Regions from separate parts of the Homo sapiens genome. Here region 2 is linked to region 1. A link is an interaction called in ENCODE POLR2A ChIA-PET data of the cell type or tissue named here. Cell type or tissue: MCF 10A. All regions are shown on one strand. Links, peaks and the distances in the headings refer to the core of each region. The heading gives the core; the rest is flanking DNA. Region 1 overlaps LINC01937 (long intergenic non-protein coding RNA 1937). Region 2 has its middle 46 kb from the start of LINC01107.

Region 1 (9,215 bases), core at 3,894-6,393:
TAAGACAAGAAATAGAAATAAAAGATATACAGATAGGGAAGGAAGAAATAAAACTCTTTATTCTCAGATGATGTGATTATTTATGTAAATAAAGTATCCCAAAGAATCAACAAGAAAAAACCCTGGAACTAGTAAATGATTATAACAAGGTCAAAGGATATAAAGTTAATATGCAAAAATCAATTGCTTTCCTATATACCCACAATGAACAATTAGAATTTGAAATTTAAAATTAAAAAATTCATATGAGTATAAAAACTAAATACTTAAGTACAAATCTAACAAAATATGTACAAGACCTATATGGGGAAAACTACAAAAATCTGATAAAAGAAATCAAAGAAGTTCTAAATCAATGGAGATATATTTCATATTTATGGATTGAAAGGCTTAATATTGTTAAGATCTCAATTCTTATCAACTTGACCTATGTATTCAGTGCAATCCTGATCAAATTCCCAGTGAGTTATTTTGTGGACATGAATAAATTGATCAAAGCTTACATGAAAATTCAAAACCCTCAGAAGAGTCAACATAATACTGAAGAAGAACAAAGTCAGAAGACTGACACTACCCAACTTCCAGACTGACTATAAAGCTATAGTAATCAAGACAATTGGTATTGGTGAAAGAATAGACAAATAGATCAATGGAATAGAATAGACCCACACAAATATAGTCAACTTATCTTTGACAAAAGTGCAAAGGCAATTCAATAGAGAAAGCATATTCTATTCAAAAATGATACTGGAACAATTTGGCATCCATATGCAAAAAAAATCGAGATACAAACTTCATGTCTTTCACAAAAATTAACTCAAAATGGTCATAGAGCTAAATATAAAATGTAAAACTATAAAATTTCTAGACTATCACATAGGAGAAAAATCTAGGTGACTCTGGGTTTGGCAATGAGTTTTTAGATACAACACCAAAAGCACAACCTATGATAGAAAAATTAATAGTTTAGGCTTCCCTAAAATTTAAAAATTCTGCTATGCCAAAGACACTATTAAGAGAGAAGAAACAAGCCACAAACTGAAAGAAAAATATTTGCAAAATACGTAACTTATAAAGAACAAAATATACAAAGAACTCTTAAAATTCAAATCTAAGAAAAGAAACAACTCATTTAGAAATGGACAAAAGACTTGAACAGATATCTCATGAAAAAAGATGTACAGATGGTGAATTAGTATATAAAAAGATGTTCATATCCATTTGTCACTATGGAATTGTAATTAAAACAACGAGACACCACTATTCACCTGTTACAATAGCTAAAATCCAAAAATCTGACAATTTCAAGTGCTGATGAGGGTTCAGGGCAACAAGAATTCACATACATTATTGGTAAGAATGCAGAATGGTACAGCCACTTTGGAAGGCAGTTGGCCATTTCTTACAAAGCTAAATACAGTCTTACCCTAAAATCCAGCAATTGTGCTCCTAAGTACTCACTCAATTGAATTGAAAAAGTATATCCATACAAAGACCTGCACAAAAATGTTTATAGCTATCTTATTCATAATTGCCAAAAACTGGAAGAAACCAAGATGTTCTTTAATGGGTGGTTGTACAAGCAAACGGGTACATCAATACAATGGAATATTATTGAGCAACAAGAAGAAAACCACAGAACTGTGAAGACAGGGAGGGACCTTAATTGCATATTGCAAAGTGAAAGAAGCCAGTCTGAAAAGGCTGTGGTCAGTATTTCTGTAAATCTAAAACTGTTCTAAAAAAAATGTGTATTCATTTTGTAAGAAGTTTTAAAAAAAGGGGAAAAAACCCAGAAACTTTATGAGGAAGTTATAGACTTTCCGAAACAGCATTAGATTGTCCCAGGGCTTGGAACTGGAGTTTGAGTCAGTCTTGCTCAACTCCCAGGTGGCTTCTAATTCACACCACAACCTTCTGAGACTAAGCGTTGGCTTTAATGCCCAGTTGTAAATAAAAGTCTGGAAGTCTGGTTACTGCACGCCTTTTCACCCAAGAAGTCCTCCAGACGACTTCCTTCCAGCTTTCTCAAATTCAGGGCTAAGTTGTAATTGTCAATAGATTTTACAAGTCCATACCTAGTTCTGCCTTGACCATACACTCACAAGCTCATCACTAGTGGTGCAGACTGCACAGTGCTTCCTAAGGCCATTCTCCACCTGCCCATTCCGTTCCCAGCATGCATTGTGCCTGTACCACTTCCTGAAAGTCTCAGTCTCCTTGCTCTTTCACCAAAAGTTCATTTATCTGTTTTTTTTTTGTCAACCTGAAATACTTTAAAGTGTAACATACAAACTGTAAAATACAGAATTTTTTTCAATGTTTATAGACATATAGGCATAATTTATATTATTCTTTGTGAGAAAGAGTCTTGCTCTGTTGCCCAGGGTGGAGCACAGTGGTGCAATCAAGGCTCACTGCAGCCTCAACCTCCTGTGCTCAAGGGATTCTCCCATCTCAGCCTCTTGAGTAGCTGGGATTACAGGCATGCACCACCATGCCCAGTAAATTTTTTTTTATTTTTTATTTTTTGCAGAGACAGGGCTTTGCTATGTTGCCCAGGCTATTCTTGAACTCCTGAGCTCAAGTCATCCTCAAGCCTCAACCTCTCAAAGTGCTGGGATTACAGGCACGAGCCACAGTGCCTGGACAATTTATATTCTTTATATGTAATCTTAAATGCATTCATTCATCTCAATGAATTTTTACAAATGAATAAACTCCTGTAACTATCACCAAACTCAAGATACAGCACGACCAGCATTCTGGTTTTTTTTTTTTTTTTAACTTGCCAGATGGAGATAGAATGTATCTTTCTCATCTCTGTTGTTTTAAGTTTTATGCACATTTCCAATGCAGTCCCAGCATTTTCAGCGCTCCATGTCTTGACTCACTGGCGTCCATTTTAAATGTTTCCTGCTTGCTGCCTGCATTGATTCAATGTTGCTTTTTACCAAAACAGAGGAACTATAGTAAACTTCTTCAACTTAGAGCCTTCTACTAAGGGGGCTGAATTTATTAGATTGGTGCAAAAGTAATCGCAGTTTTTGCACCAACCTAAGAATTTTATGATCATGATTGCCACATGGTTTAACTTCAAAGCAATTCTGTGCTTTTTGCAGAGGGGAGCTGAGGCTTCGTGGAGTTGAAGGTGAATTTCCCAGGCAGGCGGGAGAGACTGTACTGAGAGGGCTCCCAGGGAACCCAGCTGCATTCAGCCCAGCACTGTCAGCAGTGGAAGGACTTACCTGACCACCCACAGGGGCTTGCCTTCCACAGGCATGTTCTCACACTCCAGCCCGCGTCAGACTCACCTACAAGGCTCTTCATAGCACAGGCTTCTGGGCCCTATCCCCAGGGTTTCTGATGCAGTAGGTCGTAGGGTCTCAGATTTTGCATAGTTAACAGGTCCCCGGGTGACGCTGGTACTGCCTTTGGGGGACCCCACTCTGAGAACCGCTGTGTTGCAGCAAGCTGGGTCCCAGCAGCGATGTAGGGAGGGGCAGGCTGTGCTAAGCCTCAGCTAACAGAGCGGCCGTCCACGGCTCCTTCTGTCTGAGGTCCCTACTGAGGAGGGAAGGAATTCTTCCCAGAACTCAGCAACCCAGGAGCTTTCCAGGGCTCTGGGTACCTCTTCCTGATCCGTGGTTCTGGAAGACTTGGGGTAAGAAAAGTGCCTAGGCCGCGAGGTCCTAAGGCGTCTTTATGGAGACATTGCCTGGGATCATGGCCAAGGCTCAGGCTTCAGGGGCAGGAGCTCCAGGCTGGCCATGCACTAGTTATTGACCGGGCAGGGGCAGGAGCAGTGCTAGCATGGTGCCTGGCACAGAGCAGCTGTCATACTTTGCACACGTTTTGGCAGATTTTTCTTAGATGGTGGTATGGGGGTCGTTGAAGGAGCCCTCTTGTGTGCTAAACTGGGCTTGGACCACCTCAGCTCTCCTGAAAAATGGGCAGGGACTGGGAGCCTCATGGGTGTCATACTAAGTCTGACCCAATGACTGAGACAGAGTAAACAAGGGGTGGTCTCTCTGCCCCCTGAGTTCACCCTGTTACTAAGACCCTCGTCATATTGAATTTCAACGGCCTGGTCACCCATGAAGTTCTTCAGCTGGACCGGGGTTTCTCAATCTCGACACTGTTGACACTTGGGCCTGTATAATCCTTTGCTCTGGGGGCAGGGCTGTCCTGTGCATTATAGCGTGTTTAGCGGTATCCCTGGTCTCTACCTACTAGATGCCAGCAGCAGCTCCCTGACATCAAATCACAACAGCCAGAAATGTCTCTAGACGATATCCAGTGTCTCCTAGGGGCAGAACAGCTCCAACTGGTAACTGCTGAGTTACACTGGGAGCTCCCAGGAGGGAGGAACCACACCTTCCATCCCTGCACCTCCAGGACTAGCACACAGTAGGGGCTCACTAAGGGGACATCGAATGTATCCAACCTGCCTGGTCAGATATTCAGCATTTCATGCTCATTATGACATTTGAGTCTCAAAACCACCCGTGAGGAAGACTCATGTGAGAGATGAGGAAACCGAGGCACTGCAGGTGGGACCACTTGCTCAAGATTTCCTGGCTAATTAGCAACGGAGGCAGGACTTGAACTCCATGCTCTGTGCCTGACTGATTGGCCCTAAGACCAGGGTGACACCCTCTGTCCTACTGGCTTGCTTCCTCAGCACAACACCCTCTGTCCCACTGGCTTCCACAGCACAGGAAAGGAGCTCATGCCTGTGTCTGGACTCATGGCCTCAGGCAGGTCCCAATTTCTTTGTCCTTCCCCGCAGTCTCTCCACGGGGCACTTTGAATTCTGCCAGGCACAGCCTCCCAAGTTCACGTTGCTTTTTGAGGAATGACTTCAGCACTAAAACATGTTTCACATTTAAGGTTAGGCAGGCCCTGCTTACAGCGGGAGCTTACAAGATCTCCAGCCCTTCTGGGGAAGGATATAAAAGGCTGACTTGAATGTTATGAAAGCTTAGGAAAAAAGGAATGCTAATGATCATACAAAAATAGAATGCCAAAGGAAGCTATTGCCAAACTGAAACAGGACTCAGATTCTGGGATAATGGACACATGAATCACAGCAAAGGGAAAAAAAAGTGAACTGGCGTTTCCCCTTTCATCGAAGTACTGATGATCATAAGATAAATCATGTTTGGAGAAGAATCAGAATGATTGGATTAAGTTTTACTGCAGTGTTTCTGACTAATCTTGGACCCAGGCAACCTAATTGAAAACTTACATCTGCACGGAGCTGGAGAGTTTGAACTCTCCAGCTTTAGTAACTCACCGCTGCAAGGCAGGCCCAGGCCCGGGAGTGCCTTCCTCCACATAACTGCATCGTTCTGAAGACACAGATCCAAAAACTCGATTTTCCCACTATGATTTTACCCAGAAACTTCTCTGAATTCGTAGATTACAATCAGATAATGGTCCATGACGTGAGCATCCCTTTGCCTGGCAGGCTGAAAGTCAAGATAGCCCTAGCTCCAAGCAAGCATTCCTTTTTTTTTTTAATGAGAGAAAAGAGGCAACAATTTTTAAGTGACCTTGCTGTTTGCTTTTGTGAAGTGAAGTGATCTCCCCACTGCTGCGATTTTAATAAGCCCGCAAGTTCTCCTAGGTGCCCTCCAGGGAGGAATTTCATTGTTCATCTGCACTCAATGTTCCAGAAATACCCTGCACCCATGAGCAAATCCTAACATGACTTCCAACTTGGGAGTGGAATTTGCCAAATAAATGAGCTGTTCTAACTGAATGTCCCGGGCCAAGGCTGGCTCCTGTGACGATGCTCTCTGCTGGGTCTACAGGCGGACCCTGTGGTTGACAGGCTCCCAGATGTGCACCCCTGGGCTGAGCTCTGCAGCCCAATGCCCCTCCCATCCACTGAACAGACCTGGACCATTCCAGAGGGGCCAGCTTCCCTCTGTGACCCCCAGCCTCATGCTTCCAAAGGAGGGCAGGAGATGACAGCGTGTGGGGGCACAAGGGTAGAGAGCAGACAAAACAAGAGCTCACTGAGAAATGAGGCAGAGGTGTTGTGCAGGTGCCAAGGGCCTGGGTTTTTGACTCCTACAGAGCTGGGTAGGAACCCTGGTTCTTGTCTTTCCCAGCTGTGACACCCTCAGCAAGTTACGAAAACCATGCAACCTCCAGATATCTCATCCATAAACCGGGTGTTGTCATGAGAATGGAATAACACGATGTGCTTAGTAAAATGGAATGTCAATTACATCCACATCCCTGAACAAATGAGTCCACGAAAAGCATGGTGCAAGTGGAATCTATAGTCACGTGTAAGTCTTGTTATATGCAAAAGCATTACTCCTTGCTGGGAGTCTCTCTCCACAGGACTCGATGTGCCACACAGACAGAAACAGTCCCCGTTGCCTTGTCCTTTGCACCTAATGTCACACCGACACGGAGGAGATACTCGGTAAACATTTGTTAAGGAAAGAAGAGCTTGGCACGGGTTCCCTTTTTCTTCCACCTCAACCCCAGTGCTATCCTCAGGGACCCCTCATTCCCACCTTGCTCTGCACACATCTCACCTGGCCCTGGCCCTGTGCCCTCCTGACACCTATTTGGAACATTTCCCCAACAAACTTGGTATTCCAGACTCAGAAACCGGCTGTCGGCATTGGTCCTGCCACTGTCTGCCTGCCTGCTTCCGGGCATATTGCTTCACTGCTCAGAGCCTCAGTGTCCTCGTTTGCTCTTCCATGAGACAGTCATAGTGCGGGTTTGCAGCAGACCTATGGCTCTTGAACTGTACTCCACAAAATCCCACGTGTTTCTCCCGCCAGAACCTCTGGAGGCCTCATCTCTGGGACCCCACCCTTCACATTAGCCAAGGCACCCTACTTTTTCAGTGAGCAGCTGCTGAGAAAGATATTGCTTCATTTCTAGGTGAAGTTTCGTCCCTCTGGACTGAGAGGTTCCTCCTCAATTCTATCTGTGCTGCACAGGGCCCAATTTGGGACCATGAGGGATATGAGATGTCCCAGAACGAGACCATTACTTCTTTCAGGACAAGAGGTTAATTCAGCAATGGGGAACCCTGCTCTCTGTGAAAGGCTTCCCCACATCCAGAAGCCGGCCAGGCTCATGTTTCCTTGGGTAGCGAGACCTCCAGAGAGTTTGGGTCTTTCCTACAGGACACAGGCACATGCAGAGATGCTGGTCTGTTCTAAACTACCCATTCTAGGCCAGGCATAGTGGCTCATGCCTGTAATCCTAGCACTTTGGGAGGCTGAGGCGGGAGGATCACTTGAGGCCAGGAATTTGAGACCAGCCTGTGCAATGTAGTGAGACTCCCATCTCTACAAAAAAAGAAAAGAAAAGAAAAAAGTAGCCAGAAGTGCTGGTGTGCACCAGTAGTTCCAGCTACTCAGAAGGCTGAGGCAGGAGGATGGCTTGAGCCCAGGAGTTTCAGGTTACAATGAGCTATGATGGTGCCACTGCTCTCCAGCATGGGTTGCAAAGTGAGATCCACTCTCAAAAAAAGCAAATAAATAATTTGAAAACATATTAAACTTTCCTTTCAAAACATTCACCATCTCCTGAACTTTGTCTTCACCACTGCCCTAGAACACCTTGCCTACTTCTCAGACAGAATGAGCACCGTCTTGCCCACCCTCTTGCCCACACTTCCTGTCAAGCCTTACACTATCCCCAGCAGCACCACTGACTTCATCACAAAATTGAGTGGCCACACGCCTTAGACCATGCAGGCTACCATAATAAAATACCACAGACTGAATATTTATAAACAACAAAAATTGATTTCTCACAGTTCTGGGGGCTGGGAAGTCCAAAGTCAAGATGGATTTGGTGTCTAGTGAGGGCCCACTTTCTGGCTCACAGATAGCACCATCTTGCTGTGTCCTTACTGGGTGGGTGGGACCAGCTAGCTCTCTGGGGTCTGTTTTATAAGGGCACTAATGCCACTCATGAGGGTTCTACCTTCCTGAGGCAATCACCTCCCAAGGCTGCTCTTTCTAATACCATCGCATTGGATATTAGGCTGCAACATGAAACCTACATTCAGACCACATAGATCTGGTCAATATGGAGATGGTTTTAGACTGTTTATCACTTACACTAACGGCATAAGCAACATCATCATAATGTCAGCTTTCCACATCCCTAGGATGACACCAAATTGGAGAAGCCAGATGACAGACATGAGGAGTGGGTTGCTCCATTGGGATATCTCACTCTAAAATACAACCAAGCACCTTTATAGCTGGAGCTATGCCCTAAGGGGGGCATGTGGAAAGTTTTACTTCTCACTGGAACCAGGGAAGTGGATAAGACAGTGTCTTGTGGCAGCCCCTCACAAGACAGGGAGCCTCCTATAGGACAGGGAAGTGGATGGAAAATGACCTACAGATGACCCTTACGAGACTGCCCTGCTTGCTGAATCCCAGGAAGGATCACAGAGTGTTCTGCCAAGACATGGGTCCGACTGAGGCTGAGACTCACCTACGCAGAGACGCCCAAGAGCTCCATGGGGGAGCCTTTCCCTACTCTGTCCTCCTACCTTCCTTCTCATTGAGGACAAGGTGTCTGTCCTCTTGTCTAAGGAGAAACTCACCCTTAGAACCTTGGATTTACTAAAACTCTCATTGAAAACCTATTTAATCAATGATCATCCTCTCTTCTGAATCTCCTTCCTACCCAGCCCCTTAGCCACACCTACCTTAAAAAGCACATAATCCACCAAAACATATACCTCTAAGTCTCCCCTGGCTCCTGATCCTCTCTGGTCCTTTCTGAGTGAACTCTCTGACCATCCCCTGAGTGAATCCATTCACACCGCAGGCTCCAGCTGCCCTCTTTTTGCTGGAAATGCCTAACCTGACTCCCGCCCCGTCCTCCTCCAAGCTGCTGCCATGGAACTCTTGCTGATGGAGTTTATCCACCTGAATGCCAGAAAGGCATCTCAGATCCCATGAGTCTGTGCAACAGCCGCGTCTCTGTCCCTTGAGCCTGCTGCTCTTCCTGCCTACACCTCCAAGAGCACGCTTACAGAAGCCAGAAATTCGGCAGGCAGCCTAGACATTCTTCTCTTGTAGCCCTGACATCCAGTATTTATTTAGGGCTACGCTTTGTTAATTCTTAAACATATCTCTTTTTCCCCCTGTACTTCCCTTTAGTATCACCATAGTTTTTGCATCAAGATATATAACCTCATTAACAGG
Region 2 (9,215 bases), core at 3,672-6,171, 130 kb after region 1:
TCCAGGCGATGAGCAGCAGGGCTGAGAACTTGCCCCAGGGTACCAGCCTCCCATATGAGAAAGCAAGTAGAATTTTCACACCTCCCCACCTGTCGCATCTGCACATCTGATTTATGCCCTCCCCTGAGTTCTGGCCAGGAGACTTCACATTTGGTTGGAATTGTTACAAAGTTCAGCTGGAGGTTTCCTTCTCCCTGTGGTCTTTTCCCAGTTCCTCTGGCAGCCTCCCCAAGGACACCTGTGAGAAAAGTAAGAAATGGCTTCCCTGGGGACCCCAGAGAGCCCACAGGGCTTTTCCCACTGCTTCCTCTACCCCTGTATTTCACTTGGCTCTCTAAGTTGACTCAGCTCCAAGTAAGGTTAAATCCTTCTCCCCTGATCTAGACCTTCAGCTTCCCCAGTGAGGGTGTGTGTTCAGGGACAGATAATCCCACTTTTCCACTGTCACAGCTTAGACACTCACAATACGTGGGCTGTCTCCCAGATCCCGCAGGAGCAATCCGATTCCTTCAGAGGGTCTGTGGGCTCTCTTGGCTTTCCTGGTATATTCCTGCAGTAGTCGTTTTGGAGCAAAAGTTGATGATCCAAGTCTCCACACCCTGCTCTGTCCATCGGAGCTGGAACTGCAAGCTAGTTCTGCCTCCTATCCTGTGTTCTTTTAATTTCTATTAGATTAATAGTATCCAGTCTTTTTTCTTTTCTAATGAATGCATTTAGGGCTATAAATTTTGTTCTACGTATTACTGTAACAGCATTCCACAAGTGTGGATGTATGGCATTTTTATTATCATTCAGCCTATAATATAGTCTTTTTTATTATGATTTCTTCTTTGGATCATGACTTATTTGCAAATATGCTTTAAAACATCCAAATGTATAACTTCATTCAATTTTTTTACTTGAACAATATATAGTGGAGAGAGAACATGGCCTGCATGATCCCATTTTGTTAATATTTGTTGAATTGTATTTTATGACCTAATATGTGATTATTATAACTGTTGCATTTGTACTTGAAAAGAATATGCATTATTAATTTTTAGGTATAACATTCTATATGTCATTAGATATAAATTCTTAATTTGTATTTTAAAAATCCATACACTTACTTTGTTACACTGTAAGGGTAGACTTATAAACCTCTCCTTGTAATTCCGTCAAATTTTGTTTTATGTATTTTGAGGCCATATTTTTAGGGGTATCTAAGTTTATAAATTTTTCCTAGTGAATTCTAGTTCTTTTACCATTTTAAAATAATCCTTTTAGACCTGACTAATGCTTTTTTTACTTTAAGGCCTTTTTTGTGTTTTAATATAGTTAATAACCTTTCTTTTCATCAATCTTTGTCTGGCACATCTATTTCTCCACTTTTACTTTACACCTTTCTGTTTTCCATATTGTTTAAGAATTGGTCTTGCTAAAAGCATAAAGTCATTTTTTTCTTTATTTAATCTATCAGTCTCTGGTTTTATTCAGAAAACTCAATTTGTTTACATTTTTTGTAGTTAACTAACCTATTTGGAATTGTTTCTGCCATCTTAATTTGTGCTTTCTATCTTTCTAGCTTTTTACTTCTTTTCCTATCTTCTATAGCAGGGATTGGCAAATTACACCCTTCAGGCCAAATCCAGTTCATTTGCTATTTTTATAAACTAAGTTGAATTGGAGTGCACCACCATGCTCATTTGTTTAAATCTTCTCTATGGTTTCTCTTGCACTACAATAGCAGAGTTGAATAGATACAATAGAGACCATATGGCACACAAAGCCAAAAGTATGTACTATCTGGCCATTTACAGAAAACATTTGCCGCCTTGTTCAATAGGATTAAAGAGTTTCTTTTCTCATTTTTCCTTTACTGTTTTGAAAATTACAAATTCTACTTTTATCACGCTCCCCAACTCCCAGCAGTCATGATTAAAATTTTAACATGTGTACTCAGCATTCCAAGATCTCAAGTTAACTCAATTGTTCATGGGATCATTCAATGATTTTGGAATTCTAGATTATTATCCTCCCACGTTACATATTACTAGGGGATTGGGTCACTCTCCTCCCAACTTACATGATACTTAATCCAGTATTTCAGGTCCTACGTGTTTTTATACATGTGAAATGTCATTGCTATTATTGTTGTCATCCATTGTCAATCCTGTTCCAATTTATCCATATGTTTACTAATTTATTTGCTCACCATTCTGCTTTCGGTTCACTTCTTCATTCTGGATTCAGTTTTCTCCAGATAAAGTGCATTCCTGGAAGTTCTTTAGCTGGGACTCTGTTAGTTATAAATTCCCTAATGCTTTGTTTTTCATCCTTTCTCCCTAATTCTTGTATGACAGTTTAGTTAGGTAGAAAATTCTATTTTCTCTCAACACTTTGAAGATATAATTCCACTATCCTTTGGTCATCATTGAGAAGTGGCAGCCAAATTAATTGTCATTCCTTCATAGGACATCTTACATTTCTGGCTACTGTTAAGGTATTATCTTTGTACTTGGCATTCTTACATAGCTTACTCTAATCTATCCAGGGATGCATTTCCTTATGTCTACCCTAATATTTAGGACTACATTTTCCTTGAATCTGAGAGCTCAGAACTGTTCTCCATTTTGAAAATTCTCAGTCACCATCTCTTTCAATATTGACTCACTCTCATTCTCTCCTTTCTCTCCATCTATAACTCCTATTGTGCTTCTATTAGACCTTCTTGTCCTATTCTCCATATCTATTAATCTTGCTTCCAAATTGTCTCTTTATTTCCATGTGCTCACAGTGATTTTCCACTTAACTAATTCTCCTTTTAGTTATGTCTAATTTGCTTTTTAACCTAACCATTAAAGACTTAGTTAAATTTCAATCACTATATTTTTATTCCTATATATTTCCTTCTGTTCTTTTCAAATCTTCCCTGTCTTTTGTCTTCCCTTGGTGGCAGCTTGCTGTTTTCTCTTTTTTTTTTAATTTTCCATTGTGTCTTTAATTCTATCTCATAATCTTTATTTTGATAATATTGTTGCCTGAAGCTCTTAGGAATTTAATCCCACTGTTTGTTATATCTTTGAACTTGCTCAGAGTTTATTTTTCTCCCTTGGATTGGCACTTTTGGATTGTGAGCTCATCTTCATTGCAGTTTTTCTGTAGGAATGCTTTGTGTACATCCACAGAGATTTTGTGTTTTCTCCTGCCAGGTGCTCCAGGGTTAATTTTATCTAAATTGCTCAGATTGGGGGCTCCATGTCACTCAGATAGTATAAATTCACACCCCAAATACACCTGAGGATAGCCACTACATACAAATTCTCAAGGACAACCATTTTCTCCTACTCAGAATCAGGCCAAGGTTGACAGGCTTTCTGTTATTTCCCTGTGCCAATGGCTGGATTGTTCTTCTGGTCCACCTTTTCATTGGAAGTGTAATTCTTCAAAGGCAGAAGACAACTCTTGTATAGGAAACTCAGTTCTAATTTCCAGCCTCTTATGGGCTCAAAGATTCATTTCCTATTTCTGCATGGCCATTAAAATCCAAAAATTCATTAGTTAAAAAGACATACAAAGTAACCTCAACTCCCACCTTTGCCATCCCATGCCTTCCCCCAGCATAGCCCTAGCATCGGTTATCTTATATTTCTGGTTTCTGTTTCCTCTTTGGTTTGGGCCTCCACAAGGGATTTCCCTTATCTTTTCAAGAGCAATGTTTATTATACTGCTGTATTTTAGCCAACATCCCTAGACATTTTATATCAAGATGTTTCTCAGGCTATCTGGTTCATCAGACTGCTGAAAACTGAGGTTTAAAATAAACATTTACAATAAACTATTTCATACATTATAAATCCAACTCTAACATCCAGCTTAACTCATCCCTAGTTTATTCATGAAAATGTGTGACTTCGGGAAAGGGCTTCCGGCATTGCAAGGAACATTTCTCATCCCATTCCCTGGCTCCTGTGCCCCAGTCTTGCCACTGAGATTTTCTATAGTTTTAATTCCTGAAAAAGAGATGGGTATATGGGAGAAATAATCTCTTTATGCCTGTCAGTGGCCATCTGAGATGCCAAAAATAATAATGAGGAAATAGAACAGCTAACGAGGTAGCCGTCTCTCAAATCTTTCACAGTGCTAGAATTTGCCCTTTGGAGCATTTTCAAAACACCAGAGAGGTTAGTGCCTGTGGAAGCACTCACTGTCTTCTAATAAAAGTTCTTTCCAATACCTTCGTCAAAACAGTCATTTGTAAATCAGCCAATATTTTTACAGCTCAAAGAGCATTTTCATGCCACTTATCTTATGAAAGTTGAGTGTCCACCTCTGACGAGTGAAAAAAAAATATATGAGACTGAGGCGATTAAGCAAGTTGCTTGCCCTGGTCATTGTTATGTAGTCAGCAGAACTAGAACTTTACTATTTTTAGCAGAAAACACTGTTCATAAATTCTTATAAGGGTAGGTGCCAGAATTTGCTCTCCTGCTGCTACACTGTCCCAGACACTACCTATAGGAGCTTAACCAACATTAAAAGTTAAATTAAACAGCTCTTAAAATCTTGTCTTAAAATGGTAGTTGTGCAATTTCTGAGTGATGCTAGCCAAGGGTGGATTCCCCAGAGCTTGGAAGTAAACCAGAAAAGAACAATGAGATGTCCAGGCATCGGGAAGTGGGTCCTAGAAGGTGAGGCCTGGAGAAATTGGACATTGCATAGTCTGGGGCAACGTGCTGGGGTCCAGCACTGTCTGTGGCTGGCTCCTGTGTCAAAGGCTGCTGGGGGTGCAGCAAGAGGGACATGGAGAGCCCGTGTGACTCACCCTGCCTTTCATCTGCATTTGCTCTCTTGGCAAGAGTGATTTTCATTGTACCATAAGCTCAGTGTTACCAAACCCATTTGGAGTGATGCACTGACTGAAACTGCTCCTCAAGGAGAAAGGACTAACACCGGCTTCCAAACGGAGGCTTTGCTATGTGAGTCTTGGCTTCTTGGCTTTCCCCATGAAGAACTTCCTGTCGGCCCACAGACAGCAAGTGAGCTGCGGGAAAGCGCTGGCTGCTAGCCTCCTCCTTCCGCACTGGACCAGGGGCAGGGGCTCCTCTCAGAGACCAACCAGAGCAAAGCAGCTTGCAGGGCAAGGCCCAAAGGAGGATCAGAGGCCCAAAGGAGGAGCAGAACCCAGAAGCAGAAGTCAGACCACGGGCGGGTAGGGACAGGTGAGCTGGGGATAGAACCACTGATCTGAGGCCCGAGGGGCAGTAACCACGTGGGCCTGATCCAGGAGGGTCCCTAGAACCGGCGCTGTGGTTGCTGGCTGGTTTTCCTTGGAGGCTGGGGCACGATGCAAGAGCAGTGAGTCTGAGTCTAACATGTTAGGGATGGGCAGGCAGCCCCAAGATTGCAGCACGGAGTGGCCAGAACATACCCCTGGAGGTGCCTGTGCAACCCTTCTCCACAGTGGGGTAGCGCACAGCCTGCTCTCCACTGAACGGGACTCCTCCTTATTCCTTCCTACACTAATTCACCTGTCTTCCCACCCTCCATGGGGTAAGCGCTGGGGGCACGGTGCTGGGTGCTGGGTGCTGGGGACAGGTGTGGGCTGGGCTCTGAGTTAGGACGAGCCACTGTCCCATTTGAGAGTCTCCAGCCCCATCATGTTCAATCCCAGCTCAGCGGATTTTCACACCCAAATCACTGCCTCCTGCCCCCAAATCTGGAACTACCAGTTTAAAAAAAAAAAAAAAAAAAAAAAGTCTGTGAGATGGACGTGGCACTGAGGAGGGGAAGTAAGCCAGGAACCACACAGGGGACCAGGCGGGCGCCAGGCCCACCCAGTATCGCCACCCGGGGACGGCTTTAGCCACCCGAGCCTCCAGCGTGGGGGGAGCGTTCATTCTCTGAGGTCGTCATGAGGCTCAAAGGGAAGTGAACATACAGTGTTCTCAAGGTGTTACATTTCTAAAGTCATCTCAAGAGACAGCCAAGCAGAAGGCGAGAGGAAGGAAAAGGCGGTGTCCACACCTGCCGATGGACTCGGGGAAACGTGGACCCTCCGCGGTGTCCCAGGGACCCCAAGCTCCATGTTCCCCAGCAAGGCCTGGGTGACACCACCTCTATTTGGGCCAAGGTGAGACCACTATGGTGGGACCACTCCCGCAGCCCCTGGGACAGGACGGGACGCCCCAACAGGGAGCCCCTCCCCACCCACGTCCCGCCACCTCCTCCCAGCTTCCCAGCGCCCTCCCCAGCATCTGGCGGCCTGCGGAGCCTCCCACTCCGAGGAGGTCTCCTCCATGGACTCCAGGCAGAGGAGGACGCTGTCCTGCATGCATCGCTCCCTTCAATGTCCCATGCCCAGGAGGCTGCGCCACATTCTTGGCAGGCGGGGCCTGCCTCATCCTGCTTTGCTGTACATGTGGGCCCCATTTGCAGGGGGCACCGCGCTGGGGTGGAGGAGATCCAGAGGGGTGGCTGTGGGACTGGCCTTAAACACTTCCACCTGAGAATGTGGAGGGAACACCCCCCAAGGCGATGAAAGGGACCAGAGAGCAGGACGCTACGCACCAGGAAAAGAGGAGTGGAGAAGCCCCCAGTGTGAGAAGGCAGGAGGGGGTCCTGCGGAGGCCGTCAGTGCCGCTGCTGAGCCTCGAGACCCCCAGCAGGAGGCATGTGGGGGACAGGAGAGCAGTGGGGTGCAGGGCCAGCCCACTGCACCTTCTTGCCACTCAGGGCTGGCAGCTACCAGGCTACCCCAAGGAGGCCAACCCCCAGGCTCTCATCGTGGCTGCTGCCCCAGCATCCGTGGCAGCCCATCGCTACAGCATTGGTGGGGACATCTGCAGGCTCTGCCAGCCTGGAGCCCTGCCCTGCAGCTGGTGAGGCACCCCCACAAGGTGCCAGAGACCACCTGGTCCAACCATCACTTCCCACACAAACAAACCAAGATGCAGGTGTTTAGTTAGGCATCAACTAGCTTGGGTTAGTATCCGTTGCCTCCGGCAGCTCTTCCTTTCCTGGTCTGAGGGGCTCCAGTGAGGGCTCCAAACAGCCCAGAGTCTTATTACTTGTATTTGAAAACAAATGCACAAAGCCGCGGGAAGGGCAAAGCCCTCCCAGCACTGGCTGTGCCTAGTCCCTGCAATCTGACCTCACTGCTCCAATGCCATTAGCTCCAGAACAACCCCTCTTCTCCAGCAGCAAGGACTTCAGGACTCCCGGGCAGACCCACGCGGGGCAGCACCCCTGCAGATCCAAGCCTCATGCACTCTCTTCCACACCTGGGCCCCTGAGGCTCCTCCACGGACTGCTGCGTTTCCTATTTCTTCCAAGACAAAATGGACCCATTCACCTTTTTCCCTCATGTCCCTCTCTCCCTTCTCCTCCCTGGTCCCACTAAAAGTGTGAGCTTCCAATGCTTCCTGGGTTTGAAAAGTTTCACATGATATCAGTACACAGAGACAGTTCATTTTGGTATTTGGGCTCTTGTCAAGGTTAAAAACCAAAAAATGGATTGACCCATCACTAGACAAAATCAGAATAGTCAAAGAGGTGACGTCATGGGGGAAATTCCTAACTCACGCATGCGCCATGGTCTGTCTCCTGGTCTTTGTCATTCACACGTTTTAGATGAGCATTTATTTACTATGCCCATAATCTGTGCTGGGCACCGTGGGCCCAGAGATCCCTGAGGCACAGACCCTGTCTCCAAACGCAGGAAAACACAGAGATCGTGAGAAAGAATTGCAGCTTTCGTGGCAGAGTACACGGCACGCCTGTGTGGGGGTAGGCAAGGGCCTCTGAGCCAGGACAGGGTAGAAGGGACAGTGGAGGGTCAGGAACACCTTCCAGAGGGGCTCACAGGGAAGGAGAGGGAGGGAATGACCAGGGGAGAAACAGAAAGGAACAAGGCCAACTCCAAAGGCCAGAGCCCCTGGACACAGCGGGGCACAGGAGGCAGACAGGCAGAGCCAGGGATGGGGGATCCCACGGGGAACTGAGAGCGGGCACAGGGTTCAAGCACAGGCATGGCAGAATGTGCTGTGCATTGTTTCAAGGTCCTCTCGGTGGCTGCATAAGGAATGGACTGACTCAGAGTGACAGGGTGACCCAGAGACCCAAGAAAAGCGGCAGCAGGAGAACAACCTGTGGCACTTAAGATGCCCAGAGCCATCCTGCGTGCTTTGCAAACATGAGCCCATGAAATGCTTGCCACCACGCAGTGGGGTGGGCACTGACATTGCCCCGATTTACAGAAAAGGCATCTGGGACACAGAGAAGTTGGCCTGCCGAGGTCTGGGAGTGACCCCGAAAATGGAGCAGGGCCTGAAACCAGGCAGTGGTGAAGGGGTAGGAAGACAAATTTGGTACAGAAACACTTAGGACTCAGTGCCCAACCAGGGGCAGGAATCTGGGAGAGGTCTGGGATGACCCCCAGGTCCCTGGTTGGGGTAACTGGAAGAGCTCAGGGCTGTAGGGAGAAGAGTCTATTTAAAGGGGAATGGAGGGGTCCCACTGGGGGCGGGACAATTTGGGAACATTAGTGGGATGTTGGGGGAGGATTAGATCTATAAGTCATGGACACCCAGGTCAGCCCCAAAGGGTAAATGTGTGGGGTGAGTAGAGAGCTAAGAAGCCACAGGAGACCCCACATCACTGAGTCCTCCTGCCTGATGGCCCCTCCAGGCCTTGGGACAACCTGCCCTAGGATTCCTGATTCCCAGTTGAGGGGAGAGAGGCCTGGGGAGAGGCAGAGCTCTTAGAGCCCGGGAGGACATTCTTGCTTCAAGGCTCAAGTAGGGGGATGAGAAGGAGGACCCTTGGCCGAGAAATTTCATGCAGTAAGGAGGGCTCAGAGTGGCTTATGCGGGAAAGAGGAAGTTCAAGAGCACCATAAAGGGTTAGAATTTCAGAGAGGAAAAGAACCTCTTAACACTTCCAATAGGTGATTTTCTCTTAAAAAAAAAAAAAAGAAAGAAAGAAAAAGTTTAAGAAGAAACTTTACAAAGGGAAAACGTAATGTTCAACCTCTGGGCAAATTCTAGCGGAAAAAGGGAGAGAGAGGGGTGGGTGGGAGGCTAACACAATTTATGGGCCCTCAGAGCCGCGCCAGCTTGAGGTGGCGGAGCCTCTTGGCCCGGGGCCTGCCTGCTGACTTGAGCTTTGAAAAACAACTTCCTGTCAATAAATGTGAACAAAAGTTTGGACCCATCTTCAAAGTGATGAGTTATGCT

Evidence for each region. Peaks named below come from ENCODE experiments on the same cell type or tissue, not always from the same donor. Only the 100,000 strongest peaks of a DNase experiment are listed, where the experiment ranks them.
Region 2: POLR2A ChIA-PET joins it to region 1 with 10 read pairs; 3 of 35 experiments call an interaction of 5 or more read pairs at or near these places.

What each region holds. Positions count from the first base shown.
Region 1 is chr2:238,724,713-238,733,927 of GRCh38, reverse strand. All of the region lies in intron 1 of LINC01937 (long intergenic non-protein coding RNA 1937), which reads right to left. Among named protein-coding and RNA genes, the nearest start is that of LINC01937, 9.3 kb to the right of the region's middle. RefSeq lists an enhancer at 2,965-3,464. In MCF 10A, for the core only: no CTCF peak of the experiment used is centred there; a DNase peak (open chromatin) is centred at 4,997.
Region 2 is chr2:238,597,323-238,606,537 of GRCh38, reverse strand. No RefSeq gene overlaps it. Among named protein-coding and RNA genes, the nearest start is that of LINC01107, 46 kb to the right of the region's middle. RefSeq lists an enhancer at 6,187-6,702. In MCF 10A, for the core only: no CTCF peak of the experiment used is centred there; a DNase peak (open chromatin) is centred at 4,827.